2 separate regions of the Homo sapiens genome follow, and region 1 is linked to region 2. The links are chromatin loops, found by intact Hi-C in ENCODE. Cell type or tissue: IMR-90. All regions are shown on one strand. Links, peaks and the distances in the headings refer to the core of each region. The heading gives the core; the rest is flanking DNA. Region 1 overlaps SH3RF3 (SH3 domain containing ring finger 3). Region 2 overlaps SH3RF3 (SH3 domain containing ring finger 3).

Region 1 (9,530 bases), core at 3,222-5,721, 70 kb before region 2:
TACAGGAGATGCGGTAGAACCAATTAGAACAAGACTTCTCAGCACTTGCAGGTGGAACATGAATTGAATTATTAGCTCTCTCTGATGCCTGGACCATATTTGATATAAAAGTATTGGGGAGACTTGAAGGTTTATATCCTGGCAAGGGGTGATGATTGGTAGAAATAACCCCCAGGCTAGGAGAGCTGGTGTCTTATTCATTATTTCCTGTTTTACATTGTATTTCCCCAGTCATCCCCCATTGGTATTGTTTAGTGTCTGAATTCTTTTATTTAATTCATTTATTTATTTAGTTGTTTATTTTTGAGACAGTGTTGCTCTGTCACCCAGGCTGGAGTGCAGCGGCACGATCTCGGCTCACTGCAACCTCAGCTTCCTGGGTTCAAGCGATTCTCCTACTTCAGCCTCCCGAGTAGCTGGGACTACAGACACCTGTCACCACGCCTGGCTAATTTTTTGTATTTTTAGTAGAGGTGGGATTGCGCCATGTTAGCCAGGATGGTCTTGATCTCCTGACCTTGTGATCCACCCACCTCAGCCTCCCAAAGTGCTGGGATTACAGGCGTGAGCCACTGCACCCAGCCTAGTGTCTGAATTCTCTCCACTTGACCGTAAGCTTCATCAGGTAAGGAGCTATAGTTGTGTTTATTGTTGTATCTTTCACATGTAGAGAAACATTTATTAAATGTTGAACATAGTGATACAAGGTGATCTCTCTAAATGTGGCATGGGAGGGAAGCCTGTTCTGTGCAAAGTCTCTGTGGGACTTTCATTTACTAAAATGAAATCATCCTACACACCCAATTAAGACAGGGCTTTTATGATGCGTTGAGTGCCTCCTTGTTAGGCTTAAATTGTGTGCTTTCAGGAAGCCAAAACAGCAATGAAGACTGTGATTTGCAAACATTGCATCATTGGGTTACAAATTCAGAGCTTTTCTGGAGAGATCAAAACTATACATTTTCACCACCTGATGGGGTCTGACTGTTGGGAAATGACATTCCTGTTCTTGCATTATTTCTGGTCATTTGGTGAGTGATCTCAGAGTGCAGGGCTGTCTTTGTTCAGAACCCAGCTATCAGGAGTGAGATGAATGGAAAAATATGATGACTTCAAGAGCCTTGCTAATGCTAGCTAGATTCCTGTGCTTGCGAGATGGGCTCTTGGCAGGAGGGAGAGGGCAAGATGGGCTCTCAGCAGGAGGGAGAGGGCTTCCCTGTTCAGAGGGGGACCTTCTGCAACATCTTCTTACACTTGACCTTAGTCTCTTCCTACTTCTAATCTTCGGACTGTAATGTTGCCCAGACTGACTGATCTGGCCGTAGGTGGTAAGAATCTTACAAATCGATGCCATGGACTGGCAGCTGCTCAAACTGAAAACCTTTCAGTCAGGAGTTCCCTTCTCTTGGGTCTGTTGTGATGCCTTCTGGCACTGGCTTCTGAGAGGCCATCAGCACTGTTGGCCCTTCTCATTGCCTTCTTCACAGTAGGAATTAAGCCTGAACAGTAGATCTCTGTCTTCCTGGTGGGCAACTGTGTTTTTTAAGACCTCAGTGAGAGTTGTCTTTGGAAACAAATGAATGGAACGCTGCATGCTGGCCTGTTCTCTGCTGTATCTTCAGGACTCCTGAGCCAAACCTGATTTCATCATCTTCTCGAGGGCTCAGTACACATTGAGCTGTCACCTGTGGTGTGTGGCCTGGAAGAAAGGCAGCTCATGAGTTTGCCTAACAGGACTCTCCCTTGGTCACTGAGGGCTGAGAAGTGGCACTAGGAACCACCACTGAGGCAGCCTTTGGAGGAGCCAGAATTCTTTGGAGCAGGATTGCTGGTAGATTTGTTAGTTGTAAGGCCCACATCTCGTCATATGTACTATTTAATAATACTGAGTTGTGACTTTATTTGTGGTTAGAAAACCAGCTATGGGACAAACAGTGCTGGTTTGTCTCTAAGCATTTAAAATCATTTGGAAAGTGTTTGTACTTGCTGAGAGGCGGGTATATTATTTTTGCCAAGTTCATAGTACCATCCATTGGTGGTATGAAATTAATTTCTGAGCCCACCAAGTTTCAGGAAGGGTCCCTTGCTCCATACTATGATGGTGATGATGTGGCTGATGATGCTGTGCTGGTGAAGAACACAGCTCAGCTCCCTGTGGTGGAGGAGGGTGTTGAATTGTCGGGGAGGAAGCTGGAGGGAGCTTCTTATCTCTGCTCTGTGCTCTCTTGGTCATGGGTCCATTTTCATTTCTGTAGCTTCTAAGGGGTCCAGGCTAAAGGCATAAAGTTGCTTTATGCTGAACAAACTGACCGAGCTTAGCAAGTAGGATAGCTCTCCATAAGTTTAATAGGGTTGGGCAATGTATTTGAACATAGCATGTGTTTAATTGTTTTCATTGTTTGGCTATATCTCTCTCTCTATATATATCTATATATATAACCAAAATACATATGTATAAAACAACCATACACACACACACACACACATGACCCCCCAAAATCAAATAGGCTGATAGATTACTCAGAAAAAGATAAGTCACATAGGAAGTGGGCTATATAAAACCAGAACTTCCATGAACACAGATGCTCCCTCCCACTGGCACCTGGCATGCATGGCAGGTGCTTTATATTGAAGTGCAGAAGTATATGAGTTTTAAATCTTTAAGAGACTTTAATGTTTTACTTGATAACAAAAGAAACATCACATCCTATTTTCCTGAATAGTCCTTTATCTTCATATGGCTCATAACTGTTATAGTTTTGATAATCATGGCATTTTGGCCAAAACACTTTGCCAGAAACTATAATCTCTACAAGTTTCCTTAGGCTATGAAGGTGTTTTAGAGGATTATAATTTTACATACCCCTAATACCATCGTCGGCTCTTGTTTCCTTATCTGCAGATGAACGAGATGTTTTCTTTCTCTCTCTTTTTTCTCTTCTCTTCTCTTCTTTTCTTTTCTCTTCTCTTCTCTTCTCTTCTCTTCTCTTCTCTTCTCTTCTCTTCTCTTCTCTTCTCTTCTCTTCTCTCCTCTCTCTCTCTCCTCTCTCTCTCTCTTTCCTTTCTTTCTTTCTTTTTTGACCACATCTTGTTCTGTTGCCCAGGCTGGAGTGCAGTGGCACAATCTCGGCTCACTGCAACCTCCGCCTCCCGGGTTCAAGTGATTCTCCTGCCTCAGCCTCCTGAGTAGCTGGGACTGCAGGCGCACACCACCATGCCTGGCTAATTTTTGTATTTTTAGTAGAGATGGGGTTTCACTATGTTGGCCAGGATGGTCTCGATCTCCTGACCTCAACCTCGTGATCCACCCGCCTCGGCCACCCAAAGCGCTGGGATTACAGGTGCGAGCCACTGTGCCTGGTCAAACAGAATATTTCCTAAGGGTTCATCCTGCTCCACAGTCTGAGGTTGTTATTTGTTAATTAAATAAATATTTGTTGGGCATTGACCATGTGCCAGGCACTGGGGCTCAAGGGGTGCGGATGACCCATCTGTTTCTCTCAGGAAGCTGACATCCAGGTGCACAGGGCATAGTTTACCTGTGAACAGAGAGGGCGCTTTTCTCCCCTCAGTAAGCTACCTTGCGTCACCTTCCTCTGTTCAAAGAGGACTGATAAATCACCTCACTAAGCAGCTGTTGCCTGCAGGTAGCCCACACCGGGCTGGGTGCTGAGGCACAGAGGCACACAGGGCGCTCCCCACAGGAACCAAGCCCGGGAGGCACACCTGCATGCCAGGTGCTGGGGGCTGGGGGAGTCTGTGTCCTGGTTTGGTTCATGGGCATCCTGGTTTTATGTAGCTCACTTGCTGTGTGACTTATCTCTTCCTCAGTAATCTGCAGCACCTAGATCATTCAGGTTTTGTTTTGTTTTATATATATGTACATTTTTTGGTTTATTTATGTATATAAAGTACATACATCACCAAATATAACCATATTATGGCTGTATTTGCTTACATGTATTTGGTTGTTTTGGTTATATATGTAGAGTTGAATGTCCTTTTATTTCCTTGTCATATCTATTTCTTATCTATAGCCTGTTAAGAATTCAAAGTTTTTGTCATCTCTATACAAAATGATGGCTATTTGTTGTTAGTGACTATGAATATTCGGAGAAAATTATCTGCATATTGACTTGAAATACTCTTCCTAACAAAAATGCTTCCCCTCCTGCTCCACGCTTGCCCCCCTACCCCGACCCCTCACTGCTGCTGGGCTCGCGGGTATGGTCAGCGCTGTGGCTTCGCCCGCGGCGGGCCAGGGAAGTGCATTAGAACACGGAGCACAGGGAGCTATTTCCTTCTCGCCGCCCCTGGTCTGTGCAGAGCTGCCTCTGAGACATTTCCTGTGCGGGAATGAATCCAGGGCTCCAGGGCTGTTTAGTCTGGGCCTTTGGGAGTTCGGTGCAGCTAATGCCTTCCAGAGGCCCAGCCCCTGCGCCTGGCGCTGCCCTCCTGGTGCCCACGCTGGCTGGCTCCCTGCCGTGCATCCCGGCCACGCTCACTTGCAGCGGGGAGTGGCTGCCTGCCCCAAGCTGGCCTGTCATCCAGGAATGAAGATGTTCTATTTGTGTTTTATATGGATTCACTTTGAAACTCCCATTCTGTGTTCCCATAAAGGGCATGCATGTGCCGAGCCCAGCCTTGACTCCCTCCTTTCGCTGTGGTGAGCTTGTTTATTTTCAGCGTGATTCTCAGCTGAGTCGCCCGTTTCCCAATAAAAGGCAGGGCCCAGCACTGTGGGCTCCATGAGGGCCTGTTTGGTTGCTTGGTTTGGAGCACGAGGGAAAACTTGATATGCACGTCATTTCCCAGTTCCAGGCAATGACCTGGGGCAGAGCGGGTGGGGAGCAGGTCTCCCGGAGCCATCTGGAATATGCCGATGAGTGAGCTGTGCATTAGCTCTCAGACCAGGGTCCTCTGGCAGCCAGGCCTCTGAGCACAGCGTCTGAAGTATCAGCCGCCACAGGGATCTGTGGGCAACAGCTGCGTGTGGCCTGTGCTGTTTCTCTCCTGACAAGGACCTTGCAAACAGCGTGGAAATGCGCGAGCCAGCGGTCAAACCCCTCTTCACCATGCACGGAGCTCAGCCGTCCTCTCCCTGCTCCTGGAGGTCTTCCTTTTTCTGTGACTGTAACCTAAAAACATTAAAATACGTTTATTGAGATAGCAAACTTTTATCCTCTTGGTGTTTGCAGTGAAAATAGTCCTTAATGGTGTAATTTTCCTTTCTTACCTCCCTCCGCTTGTCCCGTCCTAGCTCTTGTTATTCCAAACAGTGTGGATTATTGGGCTGCACCTGGCCACCCAGGCTGGTGTTTTGAATCAGCAGCATCACCTCTCCGGAGCCCATAGCAGGAAGCAATTGTTTGGGATCTGATACTGCTGGGCTCTCATTTTCCTTGTCTTAGAAATGGGGACACATGTCTGCCCATGTTGAGCTCTGGCAGGGATGCTGGACTTTTTGTCCTAGCTAAGAAACCAAACTGCATGTGGGTTACGGAAGTGGTCTAAGTTTCCCAGTGCCAGCACGAAGCCTCGACTGGTGAGTATTGTAGAAGAGCACTGCCTTAGCTGAGTCCAGTATTTCTCTTCCAAAATAAACGTGCATGTTCAAAGCAATTGCTTGTCTGTGGGTATAACTGTTGTGTGACTGGTAGCTGTGGGAACACACTGAGTGTCATGTATGACCTTGCGCTTGTCTTCACGCAGATGTCAGTAAGACTTCCAAAGTCTGTGTTGGTCATCCCTGGGTGGTGGGATTTAAGGGAAAATTTTACTTTCTTCTTCATGTTTTCTGATCTATTTAAGTTTCAATAAATGAACATCTTTTTTTAACTCAAATTTTAAAAATTTGTAACTTCTAGGGCTTTGGAATCTTTTTTTCTTCATGGAAATCGAACACAGACTGAGTCATGGTTCTTAGAATTCTGTAATTATCAAGTTGAAAAGAACCTTAAGAATTGTCTGGCTCAGAACCTGGGATTGAGATGAGAGGCTCCTGAGCCTGCACTTGCGTTTTCTCCTCAGACTCTCCTTCCTGTGCTCTGCCCGTTATCAACCGAGCCGTCCCTGCCTGGGTTGTCTATCGTGTGACTGTTTCAGATAAAGGCGGGTTATCTTGGTTTGGAAGAATTCGGATAAATGACATAGTTCTTCATTGCCTCTCCAGTTGACTCTGCCTTACCCACAGGCAGATTTAAGGCTGGGGTTGGCACACTGCCTGCAGGCTATGTATTGTCTGTGGCTGCCTAACAACAGAGCTCTAACAGCAGAGCTGGTGGCTGCGGGGAAGGCCACACAGACCCCGCAGCCTGCAGTGGTTACCGTCTGGCCCTTTCATGGACCCCTGCTGAGACTCATTAGACAGTGGGATGTGAGCAGGAGACCCACGGCAAAGACAGTGAATGTAAGATGGGAAATCCGCTGTCTGGAGGGGCAGTGTCTAGGGGGACCAGGGACTGTGGTAGCCTGCCTGTGGTGTGTGCTGTGAGCTCAGTGTCGGCCCCTGACCAAAGGCATGCGATGGGGCTGGAACACTGCCGTCGTCCTTGGAATTGGATGTTCAGACTCAGCTCTTTTGCTGTTGCTTCATCTGGAATGTTCTCATTAGGAATGTGAAATCCGGTGTGGGCCAATTCTTATGCCCTTTAAAGCAGATGTCGGGTTCAGGCTGTGGGCACTGAGTCCTGAGACTGGCATTGGTGGCGGAAAGCACTGGGCTCAGTCCTTGATTCAGAGAACACACAGCAGTGCGGTTTGGTGGCTGCTCCCACAGTGTCCCCATAGCCTTCCTTGCCTGTGCAGTGGCCCCAGTGGCTTCAGGACAGCAGGGCTGTGCCATAGGGCAGAGCCTCCCAACCAGAGGCTCCAGGATGTTGTGGAGTTCATGAAGGTAGCCATGGATGTCCCTGGCCATTTTACTGTTTCGAAGAGTAAGGTGGACATCACAGTTTTATCTATGACTGGGAAACACAGGCAGAGAGAAGGACTAAGTTGCTTTGTTTTGGCAAGAGGGGAGAGGAACAGACATGTGGGGATGCTTCCTGTGTACCAGACTGGGTGCTGGGTTTTTGACTTCCTTTCATTTTTTTTCTATACCATACCTCATGCAGTTGGCAGCCAATACTCCACAGCTGGGGCGTGGGTGGGACCAGAGTGGTGCCCTGATCAGAGTAGGCACCAGGCCACACTCACTTGGCTGCTGCCAGGCCCAGCCAGGGCAACGGGCAGTCCTGGAATCAAAGCCTGTGGTCTTTCTACAACAACCCATGGTGTCTGGAATTCCCTCCATTGTGGCTATGGTGTTCGTATCTAGGTGGCTGAAGCCTTGCTATGTTTGATAAGGAACAGGAAGATAAATGGTTAATAAATGTAATATATTTGGAAGATGATATTTTCAGGATAGGGCACATGCACTGAGGTGGGAGATTTTAACCCAGCGTCTTTGGAGGAAAAGTTGGAAATGATGCCTTGTGTGGCTCACTCGCTGGAGCCCTGCTGGCAGACCCATGAGGGCAGGGGCTTAGCGTGCAAGCTTCAGGGATAGGATAGCAGGAGCACAGGCAGTTTCTTTCTGCCCCTCTGTCAACATATTTCAGATTCTCTTTTAGGCTTGTCTAGCACTGATGTCATCTAATGGGGAGAGTCCTTGCATTTGCCTTAAATAGGGTATATTTAAAGAGTGATTTATACCTTTTTCCAAAACAATATATTGCCCAACTGTCTTTTGGCTTCCTTGAGTAGCCTTTATTTGAGTCGCACAGCAAAATCCCATATTTAAATGATTTTGAGATGCTGCTAAGAAGTGCATTCATGCCTACTAGTAGTCCTGGTCATTATCAGTCCCACTAAACCGGGACCTAGTCCTGGTCCAGACTAGAAATTGGAGTCCATCATTTCAGAGTCAGTGGTGACGTCAGTTTGGTGCCATGGCCTGTGGTGCTTCCTGTTTTCCTTGCCTGGCACTTGTACTTCATCCTTTCCCCTATTGGCACGCTAATCTTTGCATGGTTTTATCTTGATGAGATGTCTGAGGGGTTTGTATTTCATCCTGCAGCACAGAAACAAAGGTTAGCTCATTGAAAAGCAAACGCTGGTGAATTCAGGCACACTTGGAAATAAATGCAAACTTTTTGGCAGTCGTCTGTGTAACCAGGAAGCTTCACGAGTTGGCAGGTGGTTTCACATCTGTTTGTTCCTTTACTCAACAAGTATTAACTGAGAGCAAACAAGGATGAGCTCATGGCTCCCCTGAATGAGACCAGCACTGTGGCTGCTCAGGTGCAGGAGCTGCAAATCTGAAATCTTAGGTTATTGCTTTGGCTGAAAAGTGCAATCTCAGTGGAAACCTTATTTTTAAGGATCTCCAGAATCAGTAATAGGACACATTTTGGGTTACCTCAACTAAGGGACTTTTCTAGGTAGAGTGTACATAAAAATGAAGTAAGTAACTTTGAACAGTGTAATTGTAATCTATTGGCTTCAAAGAGAGTCTAGAGTAAGGAGTAATTCATCTTTTAACAGCTGTAAGCTGCCATGCCAGTAATAGTTTTTTAAACATGTCTTTTAGTTTTGCATCTTAATTATTTATTGGGTATGCACTAATTAATTTTTTTCCAGGGAGTTCTTTGAATATTTTATAGTAATACTTTATTTTTCTGGATCACTTGTGCTGAAGCAGATCAGAGAGCAAGCAGAAAAGATCCACGTGGTCTAATTGATATTCTGCATGTTATATCCTTGAGACTCTGTCTTCACTGGGGGCCTAGCTCCTTTGGGTTTTGGTCAGCACACTGGAAAGCCTCATTCTGTCCACCTGCATTTCCTGGGTGTCTGCCCTTTACTTGGCCCAGTGCTAAATCTTGAAAATTCAAAGGGTAATAACCAACATACAACCAGTGGGGGAAAAGCAGACTTGTGCAATGATTATTTTGTGATTCTTGAGTCAAGTAGCAATTGTAGAGTTTAATAAAATAGAAAAGGGTACAGAGGAGGAAGCCAATTAATTGAAAGGTTATTTCATTGAGGGCTGGAAGGAGGTGTTTTGAGAGAAGACAGCTGAGCAGCAGTGAGATACTCTGAGAGAACACCATGTGCAATGGAATGCTGTGTTTTTAGGAGCCCAATAGTTGCTCACAATTTCTTGATCAAAAGGCATAGGGGCCAGCCATGATGGCTCATGCCTCTAATCCTAACACTTTGTGGGGCCAAGGTGGGAGGATCACTTCAGTCCAGGGGTTCAAGATCAGCCTTGGCAACATAATGAGACCCTATCCCTACAAAAAATTAAAATAAAAAATTAGCCAGGTGTGGTGGCACATGCCTGTAGTCCCAGCAACCCAGAAGGCTGAGGCAGGAGAATCGCTTGAACCTGGGAGTTTCAGATTTCAGTGAGCTATGATGGTGTCACCGCACTCTAGCCTGGGTCACAGAGCCAGACCCTGTCTCTAAAAAAGAAGGCATAGGGGCATGGAAACAGGAATGGAGGCTGTTCCGCTGGCAGAAGTTAGGCTCAGCCGTGAACTTTA
Region 2 (9,530 bases), core at 4,265-6,764:
GTTAGACTCTCTACTGAGCCCCTCTCTCCCTGTTCTTATTTCATCTTCACGTGCACTCGGCACCAGGGTGGGCCTCCTCTCCTACATGCTTGACTGATAAAACCTCTTAACCCTGCCAAGCCAGATTGCACAGGAGAGGGCCTTCTAAGCTCACTGCCCTTACTTTAAGAGGCTGTGGGGTTGGTTTCACCTTGACCTATTATAATATGCATGCTCACTGCCTTTACTTTAAGAGGCTGTGGGGTTGGTTTCACCTTGACCTATTATAATATGCATGCTCACTGCCCTTACTTTAAGAGGCTGTGGGGTTGGTTTCGCCTTGACCTATTATAATATGCATGAAGCTATTCACATTTTGAACCTCTCCAAGATCAATAGTTTATTTCTGGGGGACATTTTTAGAACTCTTAATCACTGCCAAAAGAAAGAAAACTTTCTGGAAGTGAAAACTGCCTCCCAATTACAATGTAATATACTTGCCTTTGGACCTCTTATTAATGACCAAATTCCCCTCGGTCCTAAAGTCCAGGTTGTTTCTGCATGCAGTGTCGGGGCAGGGGAATAATGAGCAATGCCCAGCAGTGCCTCCAGAGTGTGCGAGCATCCCAGTGAAGCACTCTGGAAGAGCTCCCATGTCATTGGAGTAAGCTGTGCATCACTTCCATTCTCTTTCTCCTCAAACTTCACCTTGAGCACACAGCTGTGAGCCGTGTTTTTTAGGAATCAGAAAAGGTGGTCTTCTTGGGTCAGTGCATTGTAGGAAATAAATGGTATATTTTGTTTTGGTTATTTCTTTGCATACACTTGGTTGAAGATGACAATGAATGAGGGCTTTATTTTGTTGAGAAACAGGGACAGTACCATTAACATTACCACGAGAAGATGCTGCCCAAATGGGGAGATTAAAGACGCCTAAAGGTCAAGGTCGAAGAAAGGAAATCCCAGGTGACACTGCCCCTTATTTTATTCTTACAGCATGGACTGTTTCCTGTTTGCAAACTGGTGCTGCCCTGAAGTGAGGGGTGAGCCTTCTTAGCCAGGAAACAGCCTATACATTTAAGAGGACTCTCCTCAGAGATCAAAATTGCAGGTACAGTCTCCGGCTGTGAAACGCTGCAGTGACCTGTACTTACAGCTCAGGGGACAAGGCATAAGTATAGTTCTAGGGCAGGGAGAGGCAGTCCCCAGAGAAATTTCAACTGGCCTAAGGGTTTAATATTAAAGACCCTGGACACAGAAAGATCAGGGGAAGCTAAACTTAGAAGGTAGAGAAGCCAACACAAATGAAAGCAGTGACATCATCTCACTGCAAACAATGTTAAAATAAGAAATAAACAAGAATGTCAGGCCAAAAGACAAAATACACATGGAGGAAAGATGTTCACGGAATAGATTTTAAAGAGTTAATATTTGTAATATATGAACACTCTGTTAAAAGTGGTTGTTTAAAACTACTAAAACCAGACCACCAGCAAAGAATGTATAGAAATAAGTCAGTAGAGGAACTGACAATAATTAATGTTGGAAGACATTTATCTTTATCAGAAAACATGGAGAAATGTTTGATCTTGGTAATCAAAGAGGTACACATTGAAAAAAAATGTTGTTTCTCAGCTTTCAAAGTAACAAAGAGTATAAAAAAGTGCACAGTCTTAACAAGTCTATGGAGAAGGTTGGTGGAAGGCTGGTGAAATAATGCTTTTGGGAACCAGCATGATGGATTGGAAGTCTTTAAAACAAGCTTGTCCAACCCGCGGCCTGCAGGCTGCATGTGGCCCAGGGAATGGCTTTGAATGTGACCCAACACAAATTCGCAAACTTTCTTAAAACATTATGAGATTTTTGTGTGTGTGAATTTTTTTTAAAGCTCATCGGCTATTGTTAGTGTTAGTATATTTTATGTGAGGCCCAAGACGGTTCTTCCAGTGTGGCCCAGGGAAGACAAAAGATTGGACACTCCTACTTTTAAATGCCCGTGTCTTTGATTTAGCGATGACATCTGGGGATCTTCCAAAAGAAAATCATCCTGAAAACAAACACAAAAAACAAATACTTTCTACACAAAGTTTCCATTTTAGTATAAAATAAAGCAAAAAATGAAGAACAACTTGGATATTATTAATAGTGTGGAGATTGCTAAATAAGCTATGGTATATAAATTAACTTAGTGTTATGCCACCAAATTAAAATGGTTTTTATGACCACGCAATGGCTCATGCTTGTAATCCTAGCACTTGAGGTCAGGAGTTCAAAATCAGCCTGGGAAACATGATGAGGCCCCATCTCTACAAAATATTAAAAAATTAGCCAAGCATGGTGGCATCTGCCTGTAATCCCAGGTGGAGCTGAGGCAGGAGCATTTCTTGAGCCTTGGAGTTGGAGGCTGCAGTGAACCATGATCATGCGGGTGCACTCTAGCTTGGGTGACAGAGTGAAGCCTGTCTCTTAAAAAAAAATAATAAAATAAAATGGTTTTTATGAAGACTAATTCAATAGAAAAGTGTTGGCTCTAAAAATGAAGCAGGATACCAGATGGCAAGTACACTAATATCACTGTATTTTTAAAAATCTTATAAATCTATGCACAGAGACAAGGCTGGAAGACAACTACCAGAGCATGACAGCTAGATTGTGGGTGCTTTAAAAAATTTTCTCTTTTTCTTTAATTTATACATTTCTTGTTTGTTATGTATATTTGTGTGTGTGTGTGTGTGTGTGTGTGTGTGTGTGTGTGTGTGTGTGTGTGAGAGTGAGACAGAGCCTCACCTTGTTGCCCAGGCTGGAGTGCAGTGGTGCGATCTCTGCTGGAAACTGGAAACTTTGGAGGGGACATTTTTTCAGGAATTCTTTTTCGCATTATGGATGCCACTGTTTCAGAGTTTCTTAAACCCAGAGTGTGATGAATGGAGGAGGAGAGTGCTCACAGGATGGCCTCACTCCACAGAGGACCGGATGCCCTTGTTGCTCAAGACTTCCTTCCCCCAGGCAGCTGCTACATGCTTGCATCCTCTGTGGCTCTTGCAATACAGAGGCAAGGCCCCTGATGAAACCCGGCGAGGTGTGGTCTGCCCTGGAGGACAGCAGCCAGTGTGGGGGGCAGTCCCTTCTCTCTGTCCCAAGGGAGGATACAGCTCCACTGTGGTCACTGGCTCTATGTGAGGGGGTGCATGCATCAGAGACAACAGATGAGAGGGCCCTTCAGTTGGCTTTTCTGCCTCCAGTTCTTTCTGTTCATGAGAGGAAAAGCTACTGGTAGACAGAACAATGTTAAATGTAATAAAAATAAGCAAGTTCCCTGGGTTTATGCAGTGCCAAATGTCAAGATGGTTGTATACAGGAGAAGACGTCCAAGACACGTCTTTTCCGAGTGTCCCAGAGCTCAGAACTCTGTGAGCACTTTGAGCTTCCCCAGACCTCTTTCTTCCCTGGGTGTGAGCCCTGCACAGTGCTCCGAAAAGAGCTGGGGTCCGTAAATACGGATGGCAAACAGCTCACCTGGGTTTCTCACATGGATTTGTTTTCTTGGGGGTCTCTGTATGGAAGCTTTTATCCCTTCCTAGGGGGCTATAGGAGTATTTTTGTTAAGATTCAATGGGTCATTTCCAAAGTAGTCATTTCTTTCTCCTCACACAAAAATGAACTGAATAAGAATAAGGATACAGTTTTCTAGTGAAAATTGGGGTCTTCCCTGCTCCTTGCCTCCAATCAAGTAAAAGCTTTTTAGAACAAACGGACTACAATATTCTGAAGTGATTTTGAATTTGGCCCCATATTTGACTCTGCGGTCCGATGAGGGACACGGGGTTAGTGGGCAGACACCATTGTTTGCACACACGAGACTGGGTACAGAGCCAGGCGTGATCATCCAGGATAACAGGGAGGAAAGAGAGGCCGATGAAGCCACTGATTTTTAAGAGCTTTCTTGGTGGAGTAATAGATTTTAGGGAGGGAGTTGCTCTGCCAAGTGCTCCAGCTTAAATGGAGCCACCTGTGGAAAGGAGCTGGCGGCACTGCTGTGGGAGTCCCTTGTCTTTGGGAGGGGTGTTTCACGGCCACCTGCCTTTCATCCCCACAGCTCACAGCAACTTACAGAATTTCCGACCGTCTCCTTGGAGACTTAGAGAAATGTGTGCTGAAGGTGAGGAGTCACTCAATCACTGGCAGCCAGGCGGAGGTGACTGATAGCAAAATGTGCTCTAGTTGTAGTGGGGCTTGCAGCTGGGTATCCTCTGTGGAATGCTTGCTGGCTCATGATAGATGAGTCACTTGTCTGTAGTGGTGGCCGGGGCTCTGGCCCAGACCCTTCTCTGTTTTCTTATGTGAGTGAAGGCTGTTGTATTGCATAGTGGGTGAACCACACCTGGGGATTCTAGACTTGGCACTGCCCTCTCTTCTTGTGGAACCATGGATCACCCATTTATCACCTCTGGGCCTCAGTTTTCTCACATGCAAAATCAGGGTTGAAGCCAGGCATGGTGGCTCACGCCTATAATTTCAGCACTTTGGGAGGCCCAGGAGGGCAGATCACTTGAGGTCGGGAGTCCAACATGGTTGAAACCTCATCTTTACTAAAAATACAAAAAAATTAGTCAGGTGTGGTGGCTCATGCCTGTAATCCCAGCTACTTGGGAGGCTGAGGCAGGAAAATTGCTTAAACCTGGGAGGCGGAGCTTGCAGTGAGCCAAGATCGCACCTCTGCACTCCAGCCTGGGCGACAAACAAAAAAACAAACAAACAAAATACAAACAACAAAAACTAAAACCAGAGTCAGGGTTGGGCTTGATGGTCCCTATCAGTAGCAGAGTCCCCTGGTGTGGCACTTTGACTTGTGGATAAATAGGTTTTTCATTGCTGCAGTTTCAAACCTTCAGCTTCTCTAATATCCCCTGCCACTGACGGATTATTTCACACGAACCAGAGAGGCCATTAGGTGAGAATGCCTTCATCTTCCCTCCCTCCCACCTCTGAGCACCCTTCTGTTTCCTTCTGAGCTTCTTCCTATTTCCTCCTGTCGTCCTTCTCCTCTCTAGACCCTGAGGGGTTTCTCTTCTCTTCTAAGGTTACTTCTTCCTACTGGACTCCTGACACCCCCACCCCCACCCCTGCCCTTGGGAACTTGATTCCATCTCTCTCTCTCTGTCTCTCTGTCTTGCTCCCCGCTTCTTTTCTCATGTTCCATCTTCTTTCTCCCTCACCTCCTTATAATCCACATCCAAACAAGTCCACATCTCCCCAAAAACTCCATGCCTCCCTTTTGGCCAAAAAGAACTCTATAGAGCATCAGAAGAATAATTACTAAAAATATATGTTTAAAATAAGTGGCCTTAGTAGTAAGCTCTGAGAATGAGAAGCTTCATTGTCTAGTAAGTTAATACAAATTAGTCGACAGTCAATGATGACAAGAAGAGAGCGAAATAAGTTTGTACTTACATACCTCAAAACAAAAACTCTCTGAAAAAGCAGTTTGTTTGTCTCTTGACCTAACAATTCCAGCCTAAGAATATAACAACAACAACAGAAAAGACAAATTCATTTGTAGTAATGGCCATTATAAAAGATGGACGGATATTGGAGCATTTGAAGTGGAAAAAAAGTATACAAAATTCATCTTGCTGTGGGACCCTCTCCCCTTTTCTAGGGCCATATGGGTATAGATGCATTGGGGGAAAAAATGGCTGGAAGAAATACTTTAGGAATGTCCTTTTTTTTTCTTTATATCTTTTGAAATTTCCTACATAAGCTCGTATTACATTTTGTTGGCAGAAAATCAGATTTATAACCATCCGTCCTCCCTCCCACACAACCTTCTTCCCTCCCACTTGGCCTCAGGCATTGAGGTTTGGCTTGGTTCGGTCAGCTCTGCTGGGAGGGCCCCTGGGACTCTCTGTCTCCCCGCCTCGCCATGGTGAGGGTTCGGCAGTTCTCTCCCCCAGTCCCTGCAGTCCCTCTTCTCTGGCTTCTGTATCTGCCAGTTTTCTGTTCCCACCCTGCGTGTTTCCCTAGTGTCTTGAATAATTTTTTTTTTTTTTTGAGATGGAGTCTTGCTCTGTCCCCCAGGCTAGAGTGCAGTGGTGCGATCTCGGCTCACTGCAAGCTCCGCCTCCCGGGTTCACGCCATTCTCCTGCCTCAGCCTCCCGAGTAGCTGGGACTACAGGGGCCCACCACCTCTGCTTGGACCTGAGACACGATGTTCCCCAGAGTGCTGCTTTCATGGTGGTTTTCTTGGCCTGACACCTGTGAGTGATCAGACTGGGAAAGAGGATTCCCTTTCCCAGTCCTTCGTCCTGCAAGTGGCTGGCTCTGGTGTAGACGGGGGTGTCATAGGTAGCCTGCCACACAGGGTGGCTCCTCTGTTCGCCTCCTGTTTTCCCTGGTCATGGTGGGCTCCCTGAGGAATCACTTCCCCTCTTGTCTGTGTTGGTGTCCTAGCTTAGGTGGCCCCTTTTCCTGCTGTTCTCAACTTTGGTAGCACCTTGGCACCATCTGGGGAGCTTTGTAGTCCTGAGGCATGGGTTCCCCCTAGCAGTTTTAATGTCACCAATTGGGTGGAAGCCAGGCCTGGGAGTCTAGAAGCTCCCAGCTGAGTCTGCTGGCTGCTACACTGAGGACCTTGTCTCCTGTCTGTGTCGTGCCTCGTTGCAGATGGTCACACCCATAGAGCAGCCCGTGCCTAGAGTCCTGGGCCTTGGGGCTCAGAATGGGGCCAGGCCTTCCTGCTGAGCCGCCCCAGTGACACAGGCACTGATTGGCCACTGGAGAAGCGGGAGTGAATGGCAACAAGGCCAAGTGGGAAGCCTGTGTCTGCACTGACCACCGTGCCCCAGGCCGGCCTAGCCCAAAGAGACCTCCTGCTTTGACTTTTCCTTACTGGGCTGTGCCTACCTTGTGAAAACTCCAGTAAAATTAATCCAATGGCTGCTTGGCCAGACAGTCAGGACACATTTCGTGAGCCCTGGTCTGGGCTCAGAGGTTTGGAGTCCACAGCTGGGCCTTGATCTTCTTTCCCCAGTGACGTCCTCAGGCTGGGGTGTGGCAAGTTTGGAGAGGATGGGGACCCTCACTCTGTGGCCCAAATAGAGCAATAGGGCCTTTTTCTTCTGCTTCAGATTATCTATTCTCACAAAGGGAACAGGCATCCAAAAACCTCACAGAACAGCATTAGGAAATCAGGAATTGCAGCCAAAGGACTCTTGTCCTCTGTGTGAGGCTGAGTCGGACTTCCGTGACTCATGGTTCTGTTATTCTGAGTGTTTGAGACTATTAAGGAAATTGAATTTAGAGTGTCGTGATTTGTGAGAACAATGAAATCGGCTGTTCATATTCCTGTAGCGTCAGCAGCAGATGAGATGGGAGGTGTTGTCTTTCAGGCAGACAATTGGGAGCAGGCTATTGCCTTGTGCAGGTGTCTTGTAAGGGCTGAGGAAAGCTTCTTGAGGTCTGAGCAGTAGCTGAGAGGTCTGCAGATCCCCTGCCTCAGTAGAGGGACCCATCAGCAACTGCCAGTCCTGGGCCAGAGCCGGCGTCAGCCGTACACCGCATGGATCCTGAGACTCCCGTGTGCTTTTGCAGCCCTGAGATTCCATGTGCTTAGTCTCCTTCTGTTCACCCCTTACCAGATATTCCCGGGGCACATGCTGGAGTGCCTGTCCTTTCTTCTTGCATCAAGTGTGTGGTGGCAAATGAGGAAGGGATTTTCGTATTCTCCTCGTGTGCATTCCAGCCAGGGAGGCCAATGAACAGGAAATGCTCATGAAAAAAGTCAGATGGGGCAGGTGACATACAGGTAATTAACACCATGGGAACCTATAATGGAGAATGACAGAGAATGACTTTTATATTTGGTGGCTGGGGAACATTTTTAAAGAGATGGTGTCTAAACTGAGAGCTGAAGATATGAGTGGTGAGAAGGGGCCAGGGAGGCAAAGGTCGGGGACAATCGCCTGGTACAGGGAGACTAAGGAGAGATTGAGCATGGTGTTTTCAGAGAACCTCGGGGTGGCCCGAGTGGTTTTGCAATCCAGGAAAGGAGTTTGGGACATGTTCTCTGTGCGTTGGGAAGCCATTGAAAGGCTGTAATCAGGACAATACGTGATCTGGTTTGCTTTAGAAAGATCTTGAGTGAGTAAATAGATGAGTGAGTAGTGAGTGAGAGAGGCTTAGACACCAGAAGAGCTCATGCCACCGACATGCAGCCATGGGCACTTGGTGGTTCTGTTTGCCCTGCCCAGCTCATGTGCTCATAGGTGAAGTTTTTGCCATCAGCAGTGATCATTAAACAGTGAGATGGGTAATTGTAGCGAGGGTATTTTCTCTGTTGGTCCTAGATTGCCTAGAATCCTGATAGAAAGAATAGTTTTCCTTGAACTTACAATTCAGCAAATCCTCTGTAGCTATTTTTTTTGTACTGTTTGAAGGATGTACTATTTATGGACTGCAAAACAATGGATTCTAATCCGAGCTGGAGATAAAACATGACGGGGGCATAAAACATTTAAGAAGCACACAGGAGGTACAACAAAGCATTATGCAACAGCTTCTTCAGGCAAATGTGCACATTTTGCATCTAGGAGCAGGTGAGAAAAGTGACACAGAGCAGAATTGTCCTAATATATAAACCTCAGGTGGTATTATGAAAGTAAATACTATATTCAGTCTTTAGGCAAAACCATCAGTACTGATTTTTGCCCATGAATGCAATTCTGTCTTCCTGATGTGTTGGAACTACCCCCAAACAAATGCCAAATGTGAGATTGAAAATTAAATTTATAGGGCCCTAAGCTGTTTGGAACTGTTTTTAAGATGAGAGCTGTTCCACCTAATAGTTGCTATAGGAATAAGCTGGCAGGATGAGGAAAACCCAAGAATGCCAGTTAGCAGGAGAAGATATCGGAGTTTCTGTTAGGCAAACACAGGGAGGAAATATGGAGATGGTATTATCTGCAGCACTGAGAATCACAGCCTCTAGAGACAGGAGTCAAAGTCACTCAGAACCTCAATGCCCGGGCCCTTGAGGCAGCCTGTGGCCCAGGGCAGGTGCCCCTCCTGCTGCTGGCCTTGGAGGGGTGGCCTGAGAACAGGGGAGGTTTTACACACCTTTCCCACTGCAGCCTGTGCCATCGTCATATTCTGCAGGGTGTGGACACAAGTTAGAAGCAAGACAAAGTTGGCTGGCCCTGAGCTTGCCCTTGGGTTTGAGACTTGATCAGGTGCCAGTATCTCTATGGAGAACTGTGAGTACAGTTCTTGCTGTCTTTGTTGTTGGATGGCGTCCCCTTTAAGTGTTTAGTCCTGTTGTCTGGGCAGCCTTGTGCTGAGGGACCCATTGCTGAGCAGAGTGTGCCCAGTTCTCAGCAGATAGAATGAGAGCCCCTCCACCATCTCACGGGAAGCTCCCCTGCTGGAGCCCACTTGGGTTCTTGCCATGTGGCTTCTGTGCTCCTGGTGAATGTATAGCTCCTGTCTCTCTAGGGTCATCTTACTGGCTGCTCTGAGGTTTTCAGACCACAGAGACAGGAGTAGAGCTGTCTGC

The links. A loop is a pair of places that touch in the nucleus more often than their neighbours do. Peaks named below come from ENCODE experiments on the same cell type or tissue, not always from the same donor. Only the 100,000 strongest peaks of a DNase experiment are listed, where the experiment ranks them.
Region 1: it touches region 2 in a loop (1.9-fold over the local background); 20 of 110 quality-filtered maps call a loop at or near these places.

Annotation. Positions count from the first base shown.
Region 1 is chr2:109,167,287-109,176,816 of GRCh38, forward strand. All of the region lies in intron 1 of SH3RF3 (SH3 domain containing ring finger 3), which reads left to right. It also overlaps a transcript of RANBP2 not described here. Among named protein-coding and RNA genes, the nearest start is that of MIR4265, 30 kb to the left of the region's middle. In IMR-90, for the core only: a CTCF peak has its summit at 4,249; DNase peaks (open chromatin) are centred at 4,345 and 4,765; H3K4me3 peaks cover 239 bases; H3K27ac peaks cover 2,325 bases.
Region 2 is chr2:109,235,754-109,245,283 of GRCh38, forward strand. The region is part of intron 1 of SH3RF3 (SH3 domain containing ring finger 3); the gene reads left to right. It also overlaps a transcript of RANBP2 not described here. Among named protein-coding and RNA genes, the nearest start is that of MIR4266, 73 kb to the right of the region's middle. RefSeq lists enhancers at 2,808-2,997, 3,148-3,237, 3,278-3,367. In IMR-90, for the core only: no CTCF peak of the experiment used is centred there; a DNase peak (open chromatin) is centred at 5,808; H3K27ac peaks cover 2,064 bases.